Regions from separate parts of the Homo sapiens genome. Here region 1 is linked to region 2. Evidence: chromatin loops called from intact Hi-C (ENCODE). Cell type or tissue: chondrocyte. All regions are shown on one strand.

What was found. Peaks named below come from ENCODE experiments on the same cell type or tissue, not always from the same donor. Only the 100,000 strongest peaks of a DNase experiment are listed, where the experiment ranks them.
Region 1: it touches region 2 in a loop (5-fold over the local background); 2 of 110 quality-filtered maps call a loop at or near these places.

What each region holds. Positions count from the first base shown.
Region 1 is chr15:34,273,237-34,281,236 of GRCh38, forward strand. SLC12A6 (solute carrier family 12 member 6) reads right to left here. Exons shown (of 26, transcript NM_001365088.1): 3 at 2,109-2,153. Among named protein-coding and RNA genes, the nearest start is that of EMC4, 52 kb to the left of the region's middle. In chondrocyte, no CTCF peak of the experiment used is centred here; no DNase peak of the experiment used is centred here.
Region 2 is chr15:34,220,512-34,228,511 of GRCh38, forward strand. EMC4 (ER membrane protein complex subunit 4) reads left to right here and starts at 4,505. Exons shown (of 5, transcript NM_016454.4): 1 at 4,505-4,689; 2 at 5,025-5,139; 3 at 7,182-7,335; 4 at 7,918-8,000. The coding sequence starts at 4,604. RefSeq lists an enhancer at 4,819-4,868. In chondrocyte, no CTCF peak of the experiment used is centred here; a DNase peak (open chromatin) is centred at 4,490.

The DNA.
Region 1 (8,000 bases), 53 kb after region 2:
GCTACTCAGGAGGCTGAGGCCAGAGAACTGCTTGAATCTGAGAGGTGGAGGTTGCAGTGAGCCAAGATCGTGCCACCGCACTCCAGCCTGGGTGACAGATCAAGACTCCATCTCAAAAAAACCAAAAACCAAAAAAACAAAAAACCTCTAACATCACACGGTCAGGACCTTGGTGATCAGATTTGTATATTTATGTCAAACCATTTACTTAACAAATATATACTGAGTGCCTAGGATGTCAGGTACTGTTTCAGCATATAAACTCACTAAAGGAATGAGGGCTATGGTCTCATAAACTCTTCTCATTAACCCAAGGACTATCCTAAGTCTTTAATATAGAAAGAACGAAAAAGGAGTATCCCAGTTTCTTCAACTAATCCTCTGAAGTTTTTACTTTCCCTACTTTGGACTTTTTGATAGCTTATTTTTCCATAGCTGCTTTACACATATTTAAACAGCTAAAAGCTCAGCAGGGATCAAAATAAGCCTCAAATCAAAGCATACATAGACACACAAGTGTTAAATACCAAATAATATACTAAAAATTACTTAACCTCACTTACACTGAAGGAAGTATAAATAAAAAACTAGAGATGCCATTTTCACCTATTAGGTAAAGAAACTATTTTAAGATTAATAATACCTGTTTTTTTTTTTATTATAGAGAGTCAAGCATTACTCCATACTGGTGAGAGTTTAAGCTGATGTATCTTTTTAAACATGTACATATCTTTTGAGTAAGGAATTCCACTGTTAGGAATTTACCCTACAAATATACTGGCATTAAGACTGATATATCTATCTTATATACTGGATATAAGTATAAGATATTCATTGCAACACAACTTACAACAGTAACACACTTGGAAATACATGCTCATGAGTAGGAAACTGGCTGAATAAAATTATAGTGCAGGAGCACAATGAAATACTCTTCCATCACAAACAAAGGAATGAAGCAGAACTTTATGTACTAAGATGTCCAAGGTAAAATGTTAAGTAAAAAGAAGCAGTCTGTATAATAGAACAGTCCATTTACTATAACACCATTGATATAAAAAGGAAAAGATAGTCATATATAATACAAAAATTTATAATTAAAAATTTCTAGAAGAATTCCCAAGAAACTGTCAACAGCAAGTACTTTTAAGAGGTGGAAATGAGGTGGTAAGAAGAAGAGATACTTTTACTTTCTTTATATATGCCTTTTGTTTGAGCTGAATGCCTCATCAGGGTATGTTTCTTTTTACACTTTGAAAATTTATCAGTCCTGAGGTCTTGTGAAATTCCTGTCAAGGCCGGGTGCAGTGGCTCACACCTGTAATCCCAGCATTTTGGGAGGCAGAGGTGGGCGGATCACGAGGTCAGGAGATGGAGACCATCCTGGCCGACATGGTGAAACCCTGTCTGTACTAAAAATACAAAAATTAGCTGGGTGTGGTGGCGGGCGCCTGTAGTCCCAGCTACTTGGGAGGCTGAGGCAGGAGAATGGCATGAACCTGGGAGGCGGAGCTTGCAGTGAGTGGAGATCGCACCACTGCACTCCAGCCTGGTGACAGAGCGAGACACTGTCTCAAAAAAAAAAAGAGAAATTCTTGTCAAATTATGCACTTACTTTAAAGAAGTGGTACCCAGAGGAAGTAAATTCATTTCCATAATTTGTTTCATAGATAAGGAACTGGAACACCAAATTCTAAGGACTGCTTAAGGACATACTGTTTATGAAGTACTTTCAATAATTAAAAAGGGGATCAAAAGGCCAAGAAAAGTAATAAAAAGGGAAAATTAGCTGCAAAGTCAGATATTACAAAGCTATTATAATATCTTCTTTTCCAAATTATCTTTAAAAAATTCTAGTTCTTAGATTTTTTTTAACCATAAACCATGCAAAATTACTTTTTAATTTAACTGAGTCTTAGTAATCAATTATAGAAGTAGTTTCCTAAAACTTGGCAAGTTGGGAATAGAAACAGCAGGAAAAAAGTTGTTGGGTGGGAAGTAGAAAAGGAGGGGATAGAAAATAGAATCAGAGAAGGGAGTAATGTCTGTTAGGATAAATGAGTTAAGGGTGACTTTGGATAAAGTCAATCCCCACAGTAATACTATACCTAACAGTTGGCTGTGTTCCCCTGTGATGGAGTTCTGACTCAGGTCTGAAAAACAAACAATTGAAAAGAAAAGAAAAAAATGAATGATCAAAACAAATAATTTCTTTAAAATCAGCAACAAAAGTCAACCAAGGAAATAAGCAAAAAAATTTAAAAACTTATGAAATATTAATGTGAAGATAATAAAAAATAGAATGAACTAGTGTAAAGAATGATCACATAGCTCAAAAAGTTAAACATAATCACCATCAGCAATTCTACTCCTAATTATACTTCCAAAATAATTGAAAACAGGGACTCAAACAGATACTTTACCACAAAGTTTATGACAAAATAATTCACAATAGCCAAAAGGTTACCAGGTATACTTCTACAGATGAAGGAATCAACAAAATGTAATATACACATACAATGGAAAATTATTCAGCTATAAAAATGAATGGAATTCTGATACATGTGACAACATGGATGAACCTTGAAAACATTATGCTAAGGAAAACAAACCAGACACAAAAAGATAAATATTATATGACTCAATTTATATAAAATGTTGAGAAAGGGCAAATTTATGGAGATGGAAAGCAGATTAGAGGTTACCAGGGGCTGGGTGGAGTAGGGTATGGAATGTTATTGCTTAAAGAGTACAGCGTTTCTGTTTGGGGTGATGAGAAATTCTGGAAACAGATAGTGGTAATGGGTGTACAACACTGTAAATGTAATTAATGCCACTGAGTTGTACACTTAAACATGGTTAAAATGGTAACTTCTGTATTGTATATATTTTGCCACAATAAAAAGTAAATTAAAAAAATAATAATCACACAAATTTGACCAAGCAGTCGTTTCATAAAGTAGAAGGATGATTCAGGATTGTGATATGAATTATATTTTTAATGACGAAGGAACATTTTAATGACAAAAAATACTTATGGCTATAGCAGCTCAAAGTCAAGACATAAATAAAGCACTTATTACTATTAGCAGATATATTCTAGTAGTTTGACTTTAAGATACACTGACTACATTGGCTTTCATAAATATCAATTTCTTTAGTAATCTGAAATAAAATTCGTGGCAATAAGCCAAGTTCCTAATGCAAGAGATATTGACAATCATCATTTAACAGTCAACCACTTACTTATTTTAAAGGTTTGAAAAGCACTAAGAGCTAAAAACAGAAAAGACTAAGCTCCACTTTCCTCAAAGACTAAATCTCTTGAGACGCTGATGATTCTGGCTTCCTTGAATGTGCCTGGGGTAATAAAAATAATTTTAGACCAGGGTTTATGTGAACAATGGGAAAAAAAGTCACATCTTTATTTTCACTAACCTCTAACTGAAGTTAAGGATTTTCTACAGCTATGATGTATGCAACAGATTACATAAAAGTACCTTTGATTTTGTCTAACAATAAATCTGAGACATTTTTATATCACATTATTGTTTTAGACAAAATCCATAGTCCACATATGTTTTACATATCATTTAATTAACACTTTAAGCATCCCAGACAGAAAGAAACAATCAGAATACTTAACAAATTCCAGTTTCTGATGTATATTGGAGTATACACTATATATTTTAATTAAGGAAGTCAGGTAGAAATCTGATTTCTACCACAGAAGTTTTAAATGCTATTTGAACATTTAACAATTTATTTTCAGGGGATTTTTTTCCTTAATTTGCTTTGAAAAAGGAAAATTTGAAATGTTCCTATTCTAGAATATTTTCCCCAAACATACCAGCAAGTGAATTCCCAGTTTTTACTTTAAACTTATCTTACTTCCCATCTAAATAAAGGATACTGGGGCTGGGTGCAGTGGCTCCTGCCTGTTATCCCAGTATTTTGGTGAGCTGAGGCGGGAGGATCACGAGGCCAGGAGTTTGAAACCAGCCTGAGCAACATAGTGAGACCGCATCTCTATGAAACATTTTAAAAATTAGGTAGGCATAGTGGCGTGTGCACCTGTAGTCCCAGCTACTCAGGAGGCTAAGGCAAGAGGTTCCCTTGAACCCAAGAGTTAGAGGCCCCAGTGAGCTATGATGATGCCACTGCACTCCAGCCGGGGTGACAGTGAGACCTCATCTCTCCCCCAACCCCCCACTATATATATATATTCTTGCACATAAGACAAAGTAGGAATGTTCTTGCACATAAGACAAAATAGGAATAACAGTTCTGTAGTCACTCTCTCTCTTAGGGAAAATTGGGCCCTATCATTATGGAGAAACAAGCATGTAGCTGGCATGAAAAGAAGAGTAGAGAAAGCATAACAGAATTTTAGAACTAGAAGAACCTTGGTCATCATCTAAACCTACTCCAGTGACTCTAGAGGAAAAGCTGAGGAAGTGTTATCACATCATTTATTTTTCTCTTTAAATCATACCAACACCTCTCCTTCAAGATTCTGATTCCCAGCCATAGTCACTAATATGAATACCTTGTATCTCTCAGGTGTGCAGGAACAGAAAAGTTGAGAACCTCATATTTTAATGTTTATAGTTCTAAAAAACTAATGCCTGGGTTAATCAGTGGCTAAAGACACATCATACTACTGCCCAAAGAAAAAGGTTATAGTCTTGATGCTTTGAGAACTTATGTTCTTGCTTCCCAATATTCTGTAATTCTAACTTTCTTGTTCTAAAACAAGGTATGATAGGCTAAAACAAGTTATTCGAAATTGCCAGGGAATACAACCTATGAAGAGAAATAGGAAAACATCTCAGATAACTCTGACAGACTAGGTATGGTTTTAGAGAGGAAAATATAAATGACTTTTCCTTTAAAAAGAATTAGCTCGGCTGGGCGCAGCGGCTCACGCCTGTAATTGCAGCACTTTGGGAGGCCGAGGCGGGTGGATCACCTGAGGTCAGGAGTTCGAGACCAGCCTGACCAACATAGAGAAATGCCATCTCCACTAAAAATAAAAAAATCAGCTGGGCGTGGTGGCGTGCACCTGTAATCTCAGCTACTCTGGAGGCTGAGACAGGAGGATGGCTTGAACCCAGGAGGTGGAGGTTGCAGTGAGCCAAGACCACACCACTGACTCCAGCCTGGGCAAAAAGAGTGAAACTCCATCTCAAAAAAAAAGAAAAAAATTAACTCCTCTATTGTGTAATATACTTTCTTGCCTTCTAAGCTGTGCATACATGACGTATGTATACTCTCTAGACAAGCCAGGAGTCTTCCTTTGAACACCCTCCTATACTTCAGATGAGTAGAAACAAGTCCTTTTATTTTTTTTGAGATGGAGTCTTGCTCTGTCGCCCAGGCTGGAGTGCAGTAGCGCGATCTCGGCTCACTGCAACCTCCACCTTCCAGGTTCAAGCAATTTTCTGCCTCATCCTCCAGAGCAGCTGGGATTATAGGTGCCCACCACCACGCCCAGCTAATTTTTGTATTTTTAGTACAGTTGGGGTTTCACCATGTTGGCCAGACTGGTCTTGAACTCCTGACCTCATGATCCACCTGCCTCAGCCTCCCAAAGTGCTGGGATTACAGGCATGGGCCACTGAGTCCAGCCAGAAACAAGTCTTTTGTGTAGTTCCCTACAAGTTCAACTTAGATTTTTATTTTCATTTATTATAATTGAAAAATTATGGGCAATCCTTGATACTTATTTAGTAATGTGAAGACTAACCTCCAAGAACCTGCAAATCTTTTATTAATATATATAAAAGCTAAAACAAGGCTAGGAGCGGTGGCTCACACCTGTAATCCCAGCACTTTGGGAAGCTGAGGCGGGTGGATCATGAGGTCAGGCGTTCAGGACCAGCCTGGCTAACGTGGTGAAACCCCATCTCTACTAAAAATACAAAAATTAGCTGGGCATGGTGATGCGCCCCTGTAATCCCAGATACTCAGGAGGCTGAGGCAGAGAATTGCTTGAACCTGGGAGGCGGAGGTTGCAGTTAGTGGAGATCAGGCCACTGCACTCCAGCCTGGGCGACAGAGCAAGACTCCGTCTCAAAAAAACAAACAAAAAACAAAACAAAACAAAACAAAAAAAACAAAGAACTAAAATAAAGGTCAATCTGGGAGTATATAGGCCCGTGAACCCACTAGAATGAAACTAGTTTTGCCTGTAAAAATTACAATTGTTCAGTGGATTTAACTTGAAGGGCGTTTCTGGGTTTGCAATCCAAATTGTGCAGTCATCATGCTAACACTGCTGAGATATGTCTGAGCACCCTTCAATTGTTCTGTGTCTAAACTCCCCCATTTACCACTTTTCCTGACTATGTCATTGGTGAGGGCACACCCAAGTTTGCCTAAGACTGGGAGTTGTCCTAAAGATTACTCAAAATGACATTTATTTTAAACCAGATTATTCTCTCTAATAGGAACTATGTGCCAATAATGTCACTAGTTTTACCCCATGATGGTCTTCATAAATAAAGCTACTCTTAGGACAAAATACAATCAGGTTATAATCAAAAGCCAGAGATACTCTATAAGTCAAAATGATAGATCAAATAAAAAATAGAAACAAACTATATACCTATTAAAAACAGATAGATGTAATCAGAAAGATGAACTGAAAATATTTCCTTGTAACACTAATGATATGGTAGTTTTACAAATAAGCACTTGCTCAATATATTTAACTTATCTTGGGTAAATAGTAAGAATGAAGATTTTAGTTTCCTGCCATGCACCTGGGAGAATGGAGACAGAGTGAAATGATTGTGGGTGGTACTCACTTGCAAAACTGCCTCTGTCAAGTTTTTCTGAAGAGCTTTATTATTTTCCTTAGTTTGCCAATAGCAATAGTCTTTGAGACTATTTTGAACAAAATTTCCTTTGAGAATCACTTTGTTTACCATCATTGGCAGACAATTTGAAGCAAATAAAGGCTAGCTGGTATCTTGTAGCTAAAACACAGGGCTAGAAGGTTTTAGTCTTTATTAAATCTAGAATCAGTAATATAATTAAATAACACACCAACAGCAGAAATTGTTGCCCAATTCTTTAGATAAAGAAGTAGGCATGACCAAGCGCATATACATCAGAATTAAGACTGTTATGCTACTGGCTGTATTATCTAGACATATCACAAAAGTTGTTTCAGGAAAACAAACAACTGAAATGACTAGTCTTAACACGTAAGGCATTTCTAACTTTCTTAACTCCCAGTTTTTAAAAAAACCAAAGCGTCATCATCATCAAAAGAAACGATTCCAACTCAGAATTAAACTAAGATAGTTAAAGATGGAACTGAATTTGGGGATGTAAACTAGTATAGCCACTAAGGAGAAGAGTATGGAGAGTACTCAAGAAAAGTACAACTAGAACTACCATATGATCCAGCAATCCCACCACTGAGCATTTATACAAAGCAAAGGAAATTAGTAAAATTAGTATATCAAAGAGACACCTGCACTGCATGTTTATTGCAGCACTATTCACAGTAGCCAAGATATGGACTCAACCTGGGTGTCCAAAAACAGATGAATGGATAAAGAAAGTGTGGTATGTATATACAATGGAATACTATTCAGCTCTTAAAAAGAATAAAATCCTATCATTCATAGCAACGTAGATGGAACTGAAGGACATTATGTTAAGTGAAATAAGCCAGGAACAGAAAGCTAAACACCACATGTTCTCATTCATATGTGAGAGTCAGAAAAAAAAAGTTGATCTCATAGATGTAAAAATTAGAACAGACGATACTTGAGGGTGAGAAGGGCATGGGTATGGGCGGAGGGCAGGGGGATAGGAAGAGATTTGTTAAAGGATACAAAAGTATAGCTAGATAAAAAAAGAGTAAGTCTAGTATTCTACACTATTGAAGGATGACTACGGTTAACAATAATATATTAGACTCAAATAGCTAGGAGGAGGATATTGAATGTTTCTAATACAAAGTAATGATAAATGATTGAGAC
Region 2 (8,000 bases):
CTTTAAAACTTTAATTCCAACTTGAAGCTCCATTTCCATAAATAACCTATTATTTCTAATGATCTTCTAATATTTTAAAAATAACAAGCAAAGCTTTATAGGGGAGACCTTCATCTTTCTCCTGAAGAATTCTAGCATGCATATAGAGCAGCTGCCCTCACTGTATTCTGTGGAACACTGATTCTATTGGATGTTAACGAATGTATTAAGGAAAAAAAAACAACAAAAAACTGGTTCCTTACTCAAGTAGATTGGGAAACAAAATTAAAGGAGATTCTTTACCAAACCATTTCTTGTTGTTTTCATATGTTATACTAACGGCACTAAGACTCTCTTGAGTGTGTGTGCAGAATATAATATGTAGAATTTCTCAAATTTATCTAATCTTGGAACCATCCTCAGCCTAGTCCTGATGTGTTCATTTTTTGGAACGGAGTTTCACAAATAATACTATGAGGATTCCTAGGATAAAGAAATAAATGATCCAGAGTACTCCCACTGAGGCCAAAGCAACTTTTTATTTTTTGTTTATTTATTTTTTTTGCGACAGAGCCTTGCTCTGTCCCCCAGGCTGGAGTACAGTGGCACAATCTTGGCTCACTGCAACCTCCACCTCCTGTGTTCAAGAAATTCTCTGCCTCAGCCTCCTGAGTAGCTGGGATTATAGATGACTGCCATCACGCCCAGCTAATTTTTTGTACTTTTAGTAGGGACGGGGTTTCACCATCTTGGCCAGGCTGGTCTTGAACTCCTGACCTCGTGATCCACCTGCCTTGGCCTCCCAAAGTGCTGGGATTACAGGCGTGAGCCACAGCACCCAGCCCAAAGCAACTTTAATTTAGGTTATAGTTTACACATTTTTATAGCAAGTAGGGGAGTATTTAAGTAGAAAGAATATATGATTCCAATGACTAACTTAATGTTTTCAAAAGTGTTCATTTAAAACTTATTAAAGCAGGGCCAGGTGTGGGCTCATGCCTGTAATCCCAGCACTTTGGGAGGCCAAGGCGGGAGGACTGCTTAAGCTCAGGAGTTTGAGACAAGCCTGGGCAACACAGTGAGACCCTGTCTCAAAAAAATAGTAAGTAAAAAAAAATTATTAAAATGTGGCTAGGAGCAGTGGCTCACGTCTGTAATCCCAGCACTTTGGGAGGCTGAGGCAGGCAGATCACGAGGTCAGGAGTTCGAGATCAGCCTGGCCAATGTGGTGACACCCTGTCTCCACTGAAAATACAAAAATTAGCCAGGCGTAGTGGCACACATCTGTAGTCTCAGCTACTTGGGAGGCTGAGGCAGAAGAATTGCTTGAACCTGGGAGGCGGAGGTTGCAGTGAGCCGAGATTGCGCCATTGCACTCCAGCCTGGCAACAGAGCAAGACTCCATCTCAAAAAAAAAAAAAAAAAAAAAAGTATTAAAATGTAATAAGAAGGCCAGGTGTAGTGGCTTATGCCTGTAATCATCACTTTGCGTGGGCGAGGTGGGTGGATCACCTGAGGTCAGGAGTTTGAGACTAGCCTGGCCAACACAGTGAAACCCCATTTCTACTAAAAATACAAAAATGAACAGGGCGTGGTGGCGGGCACCTGTAATCCCAGCTACTCAGGAGGCTGAGACAGGAAAATTGCTTGAACCTGGGAGGCAGAGGATGCAGTGAGCCAAGATCGTGCCACTGCACTTCAGCCTCGGTGACAGAGTGAGACTCTGTCTCAAAAAAAAAAAAGAAAAGTGTAATAAGATTATCTTGAAAATTAGACAAAATTGCGTGAAAATTATTGCCCCAATAGAATGTATATCCATTTTTATGTTTTATTTTGCACAAGTGTAGTTATAGTACATTCACATCTTGGTGTTTGTTTACTTTCAATTTAATTTACTCACATTCGCTAAACATTTATTCAGTACTTTCTATGTTCTAGGCAACAGGCTCAAAGATAATATATAGCTTCTGACCTGGGGGGATTTAGGGTTGCCTATAGAGGGGTAGAAATAAGTGCTCAGGGGACTTTAACAAACAAAATGCAATGTGGTAAGTGCTATTATGCAGCATATAATGCAACAAAGAAGAATGCCCAATAGGGTCAGAAGCTTGAGATAAATATAAGGTTCATGAGACAGAACGTGGTAAAGACAAAAAGTAGAAAGGAGCAGAAACACAATCTATAGTTAGGTCTTCCTACAATCAGATAGATACACATTTTAGGATGGATTGGAGAGGCAAAAGACTTCCATTTCTGCCTTGTTTAAGTAGTCTGCTATGAACACATATTTTTAAAATCAGAAAATAAAGTGGAGGTGGCAATCTTCAGCCTCTCTTACATCATCATCATCTTCAAGAGTCCCAACTTTTTTGTTGGCCAAGGAAGCCTTTTTCAACCTTACCTCCCACAGCATCTCCTTCCCCCTAACTCCAGCCATATCGAATAACTTGGAGTCAAAGAAATACAAATTAAAAAATAATACAGTACCATTTCAAACTATTAAAAAAATTATAGACTGTGAAATGTAAATGGTGCCATTTTTCCTAGTGGACATTTTAATTTTTTTTGTTGTTGTTTGCAGAGGCAAGGTCTCACTATGTTGCCTAGGCTGGTCTTGAACTTCTGAGCTAAAGCAATCCTCCTGCCTCAGCCTCCCAAAGTTCTGGGATGACAGGTGTGAGCCACCACGCCTGGCTCCTGTGGGCATTTAAAATGAAAATTCTTTAAAAATGTGCATACTCTTTGATCCAGCAACTCCAATTTCACTTCTAGGACTATAACTTTAGGAAATAAGAAAAGACATACAGATATGTTCACAGCAACACTGGTTATAAAAGGAAGGAAAACAGGAAACAATTTAAATGTCCAATAATAGGCTATATTATGAAAAAGGTATACCATACAAAACCCAATCACTTTAAAGAATGACATACATTATTTAATGACACGTCATTAAAAACACATCAATGGTGTTATTTGGTAATGATGTGATACATCATTAAAAACACCACATAACCTAGCACTTTGGGAGGCCGAGGCAGGCAGATCACCTGAGGTCGGGAGTTCGAAACCAGCCTGACCAACACGGTGAAATCCCATCTCTACTAAAAATACAAAATTAGCTGGACGTGGTGGCGTGCGCCTGTAATCCCTGGTACTCGGGAGGCTGAGGCAGGAGAATTGCTTGAACCCGGGAGACGGAGGTTGCAGTGAGCCGAGATAGTGCCATTGCACTCCAGCCTGGGCAACAAAAGCAAAACTCCGTCTCGAACAAAAACACAAACAAACCAAACACCAGATATGTGGTGGGCACTAATCTCACAAGCCTTGAAAGTAGGTAGATTATCCAACTTTTACATGAAGAGGCTGAAACAAATTCAACTTGCCCAAGGTCATACAATTATTAAGTGGTGAAACCAGGATTCAAAAGGAGGCCATCTGCTGGGTGCAGTGGCCCATGCCTTTGTAATCTCAACATTTTGGGAGGCCAAGGCAGGAGAATCACTTGAACCCAAGAGTTTGAGAGCAGCCTGAGCAACATAGCGAAACCCTGTCAAAACAAAACAAAACAAAACAAAACAAGACTGGGGCGTGGTGGCGCGCCCTGTGGTCCTAGCTCCTCGGAACGCTCAGGTTGGAAGGAACGCTCAGGTGGGAAGATCGCTTGAGCCGGGGAAGTCGAGGCTGCAGTGAGCCGTGATAGCGCCACTGCACTACAGCCTCGGCAACGGAGTGAAACCCTGTCTCAAAAAACAAACCCAAAACAAACAACAACAAACGCAGGCTAACTGAATACCGAGCCCATGTCCCCTTCCATGCCCACAATGCTGCCTTGCCTTTGTGCAGAATGTGGTTAGAACTGTTTACCTCGCAAGGTTACTGTGCAAGTGAAATGAAATAAACACATGACACAGTGGACATTCAATACTCAGAAACTACTAAGTAACTCGCTCAAGGTCAAGCTAGGATTTAAACCCAGGATTTGAATCTTTTGTTCCAGGGAGCGCGTAGGAGGTTAAGAAGCTTTTCTTGGCTTCCTTTTTTTTTTTTTTGAGACAGAGTTTCGCTCTTGCTGCCCAGGCTGGCGTGCAATCGCTCGGTCTCAGTTCACTGCAACCTCCGGCTCCCGGATCCAAGCGATTCTCCTGCCTCAGCCTCCTAAGTAGCTGGGATTACAGGCGCCCGCCACTAAGCCCGGCTAATATTTTGTATTTTTAGTAGAGACGGGGTTTCACCATGTTAGCCAGGCTGGTCTCGAACTCCTGACTTCAGGTGATCCGCCCACCAATTCTTAACGCTGAGTCAGTATGGGCTTTCCTTCAGCCCCATAAAGTGCACCTCAGAGGTCAGGGAACACATAACAAGGACATTCAAAAGGGGAGCGCGCGGAAGTGGCTTTAGGAAGCACTAAGTCTTGCCTGGTTTTTTTTCCTCCCTGCTTTTCTAAATCCAAACCCGGACTCCTCAACCCACAGCACCACCAATTTCCAGGGCGGAAATGACGTCGTATTCACGCGCCGGAAGTGCATTTGCAGAGTGAGACAAAGCGGAGAACGCTGGTGGGCCTGTTGTGGAGTACGCTTTGGACTGAGAAGCATCGAGGCTATAGGACGCAGCTGTTGCCATGACGGCCCAGGGGGGCCTGGTGGCTAACCGAGGCCGGCGCTTCAAGTGGGCCATTGAGCTAAGCGGGCCTGGAGGAGGCAGCAGGTGAGGCACCTGGGCAAGCTGTACATCACTGTTCATCCCAGAACTGCACCAGAGTAATGAGACCTGAGCCCTCAGGCATAACTCTGAAAAAGATGGGTGGCACACAGACATCACCTGGGGAGGTAGCGGCTTTTCTGCCGTGGAAGTTTCTCTGCTCAAACAATGCTTACATCAGTCCTCCTGATAAGTCAAAGGACTGAGGAACATACGAGGGGGCTTGGTCTAATCTGAGTAGGTGCATCTGAAGATCTTTATTCCTATGATTGGTAGATCAGGAAATGTGGGATAAGAAGTATCGGAGGTTGCAGCTTTAGTTTCTTGGTTTGGTTTTTTAGGGGTCGAAGTGACCGGGGCAGTGGCCAGGGAGACTCGCTCTACCCAGTCGGTTACTTGGACAAGCAAGTGCCTGATACCAGCGTGCAAGAGACAGACCGGATCCTGGTGGAGAAGGTACAGAGGTATAGATGTTACCGTAGCCCATGGGCCAGTCCTGAGTTACACACTCATCCTCTTCTCCTAGGTGGAGTTAACGTAGATAGCTCTTATCCTGAAGATTTGGAAACTAAACTGCTTGAGGCTGGTATTTCGGTATTTTATATATCAGCTACAAAAGTGCTTAATAATTTGAAAAATAGAAGATGTTTGGAACATAAGGTATAAGAAAGTAGGTTGAAAACTATCTTTTGGTGGCAACATCTTCCAGTTGAAGTGATCCTTTTTCTACTCTGGTTCCCTTACACCACATATCCAACTGTCAGGATACTCTGTTGGCTTTACCTACTACTTTTTCCTGTGTTCACCTCTCATCCTAATCCAAGCCACCATCCTTCATCTAGATTTCTGCAGTAGCCCGGCTAATTTTTGTATTTTTAGTACAGACAGGGTATCACCATGTTTGCCAGGCTGGTCTTGAACTCCTGACCTCAGGTGATCCATCCGCCTTGGCCTTCCAAAGTGCTGGGATTGCAGGCATGAGCCACCGCGCTCGGCCCGGGGCTATTTATATTTCTAATTTCTCCTGTCATTTTGTTACATTTTTTCTAGAAACTTATCCATTTCCTAAAATTTCAAATGTATTGATATAAAGTTGTTCATAATATGATCACTTCCATATATGCAAGATCTGTGATGTTCATTTTTTCATTCCTGATATTGAATATTTTGTCTCCTCTCCTTTCTTCATCAGGCTCACCAGTATTGATTTTTTAAAAATTATTTTCATTTATTTTTACAGGTCACTGTACCCATCACCAGTATTGATTTTATTAATCTTTTCAAAAATACTTGGGTTTTTTTCTAGTTTCTTGAAATGGATGCTTAGTTTATTTTTAGACTGCCATTACTTTTTTTCTTTTCTTTTGAGACAGTCTTGCTGTTGTCGCCGAGGCTGGAATGCAATAGCACGACCTTGGCTCACTGCAACCTCTGCCTCCCAGGGTCAAGCAATTCTCCTGCCTCAGCCTCCCGAGTAGCTGGGATTATAGGCACCCACCACCACGTCCAGCTAATTTTTTTGTATTTTTAGTAGAGACGGGGTTTCACCACGTTGGCCAGGCTGGTCTGAAACTCCTGACCTCAGGTGATCCACCAAGCTCGGCCTCCCAAAGTGCTGGGATTACAGGTGTGAGGCACCGCGCCCGGCCACATTGCCATTACTTTTAATGGCAACAACCGCAGTTACTTTTGCAGCAACCTGGTAGTATGTATTTAAGGTTATAAATTTCTCAGAACTCTAGCTGTGTCCCACGAGTTTTAAAATGTGGTACTTTTGCTATCATATAAATCTATTTTCCATTATAATTTCTTCATGTATCATTGTTAATTCCCAAACATAAGAGATTTTCTAGTTACTATAAAATTATTTCTAGTTTAATATCATTGTAGTCAAAGAATATGTTTTGTACAATTTGCATTCTTTGAGATTGACATTTTCTTCATGGCTCAGCGAGTGGTCAGTTTTTGTGAATATCTTGTTTGAAAAGAATGTGAATTCTGCAATTGTTGAGTGCAGTGTTACATGTCAGTTGGGTTAAGTTTGTTAATGTCATTCAAATCTTCTATGTCTTGATTTGCCTGCTAATTCTATTATTTCTGGAACTAAATTAGTTCGATGGTTCTATTAGTTATTGACTGAGGTGTGCTAATCTCCCATTATGTGGATTTATCTATTTCTTCAGTTGTAGATAGGACATTGATAGATACATAAGTACCAGGACAAAAGCAGGGAGATCTTTTTTCCAAAATCAGGAGAAAAAAATGACATCTGGAAAACCTATAGGGAAAGGCATAACAGATGGTAAGGATACTTTATCTTGAGTAGGAGAGCCTTCCTGTGGCAACGTGGAGAAGGGAAGAGGTCGTAGAATTGAGGAGTCAGCTCAGTTAGAAGCAGGGAGTTGGGAATTCCGTTCATGTGATTTAGCATCAGTGATATGGCAAATGTGGGACTAAGGGTAGTGATCAGAGGGTTAAAATTGTGTGTTTTGTTTTAGCGCTGCTGGGACATCGCCTTGGGTCCCCTCAAACAGATTCCCATGAATCTCTTCATCATGTACATGGCAGGCAATACTATCTCCATCTTCCCTACTATGATGGTGTGTATGATGGCCTGGCGACCCATTCAGGCACTTATGGCCATTTCAGCCAGTAAGTATTCTTGAAACAATAACCCTTCCATAAGTTTGAAGAATTAAAGGCAGGCCGGGCATGGTGGCTCACGCCTGTAATCCCAGCACTTTGGGAGGCGCCAAGCTGGGTGGATCATCTGAGGGCAGGAGTTCGAGACCAGCCTGGCCAACATGGTGAAACCTTGTCTCTACTAAAAATGCAAAAATTAGCTGGGCGTGGTGGCACACGCCTGTAATCCCAGCTGCTTGGGAGGCTGAGACAGGAGAATCACTTGAACCTGGGAGGCAGAGGTTGCAGTGAGCCGAGATCGTGCCACTGCACTCCAGCCTGGGTGACAGAACGAGACTCCATCTCAAAAAAAAGGAAGAATTAAAGGTAAATTCTTAGGGACAGTTTTTGGCTAACAGGTATATAGGGGAGTGGGGTAATGGTGGTGGCATGGAGGGGAGTGTAGTGCTTACCATGGTTTTCTGTTTGCCTTTAATGGTCCTATTTGCTGTCTTACTATGGGTCTGTCTATATGAATTTAATATACAGTTGGCTTGATTCGTATTGGGGGAAAGAGTTCTTTTGGTTTGACAACTTCTGTTACCGCAACAGCTTTCAAGATGTTAGAAAGTTCAAGCCAGAAGTTTCTTCAGGGTTTGGTCTATCTCATTGGGAACCTGATGGGTTTGGCATTG